Regions from separate parts of the Homo sapiens genome. Here region 1 is linked to region 2. A link is a loop called in an ENCODE intact Hi-C map of the cell type or tissue named here. Cell type or tissue: endothelial cell of umbilical vein. All regions are shown on one strand. Region 1 overlaps COL23A1 (collagen type XXIII alpha 1 chain). Region 2 overlaps COL23A1 (collagen type XXIII alpha 1 chain).

The links. Hi-C counts contacts between places; a loop is a spot of excess contacts. Peaks named below come from ENCODE experiments on the same cell type or tissue, not always from the same donor. Only the 100,000 strongest peaks of a DNase experiment are listed, where the experiment ranks them.
Region 1: it touches region 2 in a loop (10-fold over the local background); 2 of 110 quality-filtered maps call a loop at or near these places.

What each region holds. Positions count from the first base shown.
Region 1 is chr5:178,546,953-178,549,452 of GRCh38, forward strand. All of the region lies in intron 2 of COL23A1 (collagen type XXIII alpha 1 chain), which reads right to left. Among named protein-coding and RNA genes, the nearest start is that of COL23A1, 42 kb to the right of the region's middle. In endothelial cell of umbilical vein, no CTCF peak of the experiment used is centred here; no DNase peak of the experiment used is centred here.
Region 2 is chr5:178,495,292-178,497,791 of GRCh38, forward strand. All of the region lies in intron 2 of COL23A1 (collagen type XXIII alpha 1 chain), which reads right to left. Among named protein-coding and RNA genes, the nearest start is that of COL23A1, 94 kb to the right of the region's middle. In endothelial cell of umbilical vein, no CTCF peak of the experiment used is centred here; a DNase peak (open chromatin) is centred at 1,540; H3K27ac peaks cover 1,592 bases.

The DNA.
Region 1 (2,500 bases), 52 kb after region 2:
AGGGCAGAGAAGCCGGAGGGAAGCCGCTCGCATGCAGAGTGGCCTTCCAAGCTTGGGGGGCATCCTTCTGGGAGCGCCTGGGTCCACAGAGCTCCCAAACTCTGCTCAATTCAGGCAATTTGGGAAGTAAAACAGGAAATGTCAGCTGCAAAAGGTAGAGAAGGCTTTTCAGGGAAGGTATTTCCAAACTATTTCCCCGTAGGGAATACATTTCCGTGACACTGAGTGGCAAGTACCCCGACAGTATCTGATTCACGCCAGCACCGAGCTAAATGCAAATGACTTTCAATCATCAGCCCCTGGGGCACACTCGGAACTCAGCAGAGCCGAGCCCTGGCCCAAGTCACCTCTATGACCGGCAGTGAGAAAAAAGGCGGGTGGCGAGAACATGGGAAAGAACATGGGTAAGAATATTGGCTCTCCTGGGCCAGATTTTGGACTTGATAGTCCCCATAATCACGTGAGCCAATTCCTTCAAATAAATCTCTTTATGCATGCACGTGTGGGCACACACACCCACACACCCACACACACACCCACACATCCCCATACACACCCCCACACCCACACACTCACACCCACAAACACACCCACACACCCCCATACACACCCCCACACACACCTACACCCACACCCCCACAACCACCCACACACACACCCCCCACACACACCCACCCACACCCCCCCACACACACACACCCCCCATACACACCCCCCACACACCCACCCCCCACACACCCACACACACACCCATACACACCCCCCACACCCACACACCCACCCCACACACCCCCACACCCACACCTATACCCACATACCCACCCCCCACACACCCCCCACACACACTGACACACACCCCCACACCCACCCACCTACACACCCCCACACCCACCCACCTACACACACCCACACCCACACCCCCATACACACCCACACCCCACACCCACCCATACACACATCCCACACGCACACTTACACCCACACCCACCCCCCACACACACCCACACACCTACACCCACATACCCACACCCACCCCCCACACACCCCCATACCCACCCACACACACCCACCCACAAACACACCCACCCCCACACCCACACACACATACCCCCCCTCACCCCCACACACACACCCTATTGGTTCTGTTTCTCTGGGGAACCTTGGCAAACTCTGTAAAGAACAAAGAGGCCTGCTGGACTCTGGGCTAAGGAAGGCAGCCAGCATAGCAGCATCACTCCCGGCACCGTGTGTACAGATGTAGTCAGAATCACTGTGACAAATGCCCACTCCGGCCGGGCCCTGCACTGCTGCCTCCACCTTTTTTGGGCCATTTAATCCAAGGGCTGATTGCATATCTCCTCTCATATGTCCCACAGTCATGCCAAAATTAACAGATCTCAACAAACTCTTAATCGTCCCCATCCTGGTCCTGCTCTCATCCTGGCAAGTGGCACCAGTGAGTTCCCAACTCAAAAATCTGGGCATCATCCAAAAACCGGGAGTCACCCGATCTTCCCTCTCCCTTGCTCCCCCTCACTCAGTCCACCTCCACGTCCTGCCAATGTCCTGTGGGGATCCCTATCCACATCCTTTGCCTATTCTTTTTTTTTTTTTTTTTTGAGACAGAGTCTCATTCTGTCACCAAGCTGGAGTGCAGTGGCGCAATCTCGGCTCCCTGCAACCTCTGTTTCCCATCTTTGCCCATTCTTTACTAGAGCCTCTGGCTTGTCCTTATTCTTGTATAAGAGCACTTTATATCTCATGCATATTAACTATGTATTTGTTGTATGTGTTGAAATTGTTTTTTCATTTTGTCACTTATTTTCAAACTTAAGGTGGCATTTGCTTTCTATACAGAATTTTTAAAAATGTCCATCAAGGCTTTTTAATAGCAAAAACAACAAAAACTTAAATAAAAATAAATGTCTATCAGCAGCAGACGAGATGAATAGTAGTATGTTCATACACTGCGATGGCATGCTGCAGTGCTCCATTGTAGAAACGACAGTCACAGGAAATGACTAGACCTGCAAGCATCCATACAAATACTTCTTTTTTTTTGAGATGGAGTCTCGCTCTGTTGCCCAGGCTGGAGTGCAATGGCACGATCTCGGCTCACTGCAACCTCCGCTTCCCAGGTTCAAGCAATTCTCCTGCCTCAGCCCCGAGGAGCTGGGATAACAGGCGCATGCCACCACACCCGGCTAATTTTTGTATTTTTAGTAGAGACGGGGTTTCACCATGTTGGTCAGGCTGGTCTCGAACTCCTGACCTCAGGTTATCCACCCGCCTCGGCCTCCCAAAGTGCTGGGATTACAGGCATGAGCCACCATGCCCGGACCCATACAAATACTTCTTGAAAAAAAAAATGAAGGGATAAAACAGATGAAAAGACACACAAATAACAAGTAGTAGGACAATAAAATATATTGCCATGGTACACATATTTAATAAAATATAATATACAGAAAACATGCAGAAAAAGTATAGCTACCAACTC
Region 2 (2,500 bases):
TTCAGAGAGGATGAATTTGGGTTACAGAGGTTAATATTCTGCTCATGGTGAGAATCATAAGTGATCAAAGTCAAGGGCATAGAGGATGGTCTGACATAGCCCCAGACCTGAGGCCAATCGTGAACTTCAGTGAGGGAAAGACCCAGAGGCACTACTGGAATGAATGAATTAATGAATGAATGTAAGAACATTTAAACTTAACAGCCCGAATCCTCTGGAGAGATGCTAGATGCCACTCTGAGATGGGGGAGAAGGGTGGGGAGTTGACTGTAGGGCACCAATGCATGGAAAACAGACTGGGAAGGAATTTGCTAGCCTCAGATTATGAGGGAGGCTAGAACCATAGGGATGGAAGAAGCTGGTCAAGGAGAGTGGGAAGGGGGAGGAAGGAGAGAGGGCACGGGGACCAAGAAACAGCAAGCTGCAATATGAAAATAGTGGGGGCTGAGCTAGAGAGGCTCAGGAGACAGGGTAAGTAAAAGATGGGAAGGAATCCCCATAGCATTGACAATGGTTAACATCTGTGAATGCTTTCTAGCCGTTCCAAGCACCTTCCCTATATTGAGTCTTTTAGTCCTCATGACAACTTTGGGCAATAGACACTATTACTTTTCCTATTTTTCAGATGAGAAAACTACAGCCCAGAGAGGGAAGTAACTTTGCTGAAATAAGTAAGTCTATGGTAAGTGGCAGAGAGATACGAACCAGGCAGTCGAGCTCCAAACCCATGTTCTTAAGTGCTTCATTTCACCCCTTTGGTCAGAAGGGATAGTCAATAACTGAATCAACGCATGGGACAGGGTAGGAGGCAGGATTCTCACTGAACGAGCTTGTCCAGGGTACCTGAGTGCTGCCATCCATAATATGAGGGATTAAAATACCGACCCCCTTTCACCTGCTGGGAACAGAATGTGTGTTAGTATACTCTCAACTCTCTGGGGAAATGTCTTAGTATATACACGGTTTAGTTTTTAATCTTAAACAAGATGAGGCCCCGAAGCCACTCACTCTGCCCCTGCTCCACAATGAAGGGAAAGGGAGGTAAATGGAGACTCCAGTTCAGAACAGTCTGGACACAGCTGCCCATGAGAAAGAAGGGCAGAGAAAGGAATGCCTTCTTGTTCTACGGGAAGCCACGCTCACTTACTCATGTCTTAGGGATGAAGCTTCAGAAGTTGTAGCCGGACTAATTTGCATAAATATTTCAGATTAATCTTTTTTGATATTTTAAGAATACATGGGAAGAAAATGTAAATGTAAAATATTTATAAACTTTAACTTATTTTACTTATAACTTGCCTCTTCCCATAAAAGAGCTATTTAGGTAGATATGCTATAAATGTTACTATAGACATACAAGTAGAAATCATGACTATGACAAAGAGGAGGAAGCCCATTCTAAGGACTAAACAAGCCAATATGATTTGGCATCTGTTTTTAATCAATGACTGCTTCCTGGCAGCTTGGGCAAAAAGGGAAATAAGATGTATTACAAAGCTCTTGCCATAGACAGAGGAAGTAGGCTAATCCCTCTGGCAAAACAAAGCTTTTCCTGGCACTCAATTCTGAAAGAAATTTCTCATGTGAAATCTTACATAAAAAACACAGTGACTAATAGCCTTCTGAAACATGGGAGCGTGAGACCTGATTTTTAAGGCCCAGTGGCTTCATTGGGCCTCTCTGAGAGGATCCTTGTCCTCCTGAGACACATTGTCTTAAGCTCCTAGAATTCCATTTGGTTTCCTGGCTGAGGACTGAAAAATCTCATCTCAGAACTCTACGTCTGGTATAATGGCTGTCACGGTGTTCTGTGGATAGGAAACACTCTTTGAGTCAGTACTGCTACCAAAAGAAGCAAATGGTTTGTCAAGGATCCCACCCACTACATAGAAAACAAAACCATGAGCTGTGCAGTGCCAGAGCAGCAAGGAACCTGAGGAGCCACGCGGTCCTAATGGCAACAGAGGCATCGCTATCAGGACACAGAGCCTCAAGTCAACAGCAAAGGAAACTGGGCTGGAATGTCCAGCTTTGCTGCATCAAGATCCTCAGAAATGGCTCATATAGTTCCACAGCAGTGTATCCCCAGGGCTGCTGGCCGTTGGAGAAGCAAATCTGACCTGGAGGAAAAATTCTCCAATTTAGAGTAAGGAGTCCCACAAATGATGGTCAAGCAATGAGCTCATAATCAAAGATTAACGTGGAAGAAGGCAAGGCCCTGTGGATGAGAGTCAGGAGAAACAAGAAGCAACAAAGATGTCTCTCCTCCATACCGAAATGACCAGAAATGGAATTACAGAACAGCTACACATAAAATGTTTACAGAAACATGTAATCACAAAGATAAGGAAACAAGAAGAGACTACGAGGACTGAGTAAGAAGTTTTGGGGGAAATGTAGCATCTATACACAAAAAGTATAATGGTTGAAATAAAAACATTTAATGGGTGAGTTAAATAGGAGATTAGATAAAGCTGAAGAATTAATGAACTGGAACATA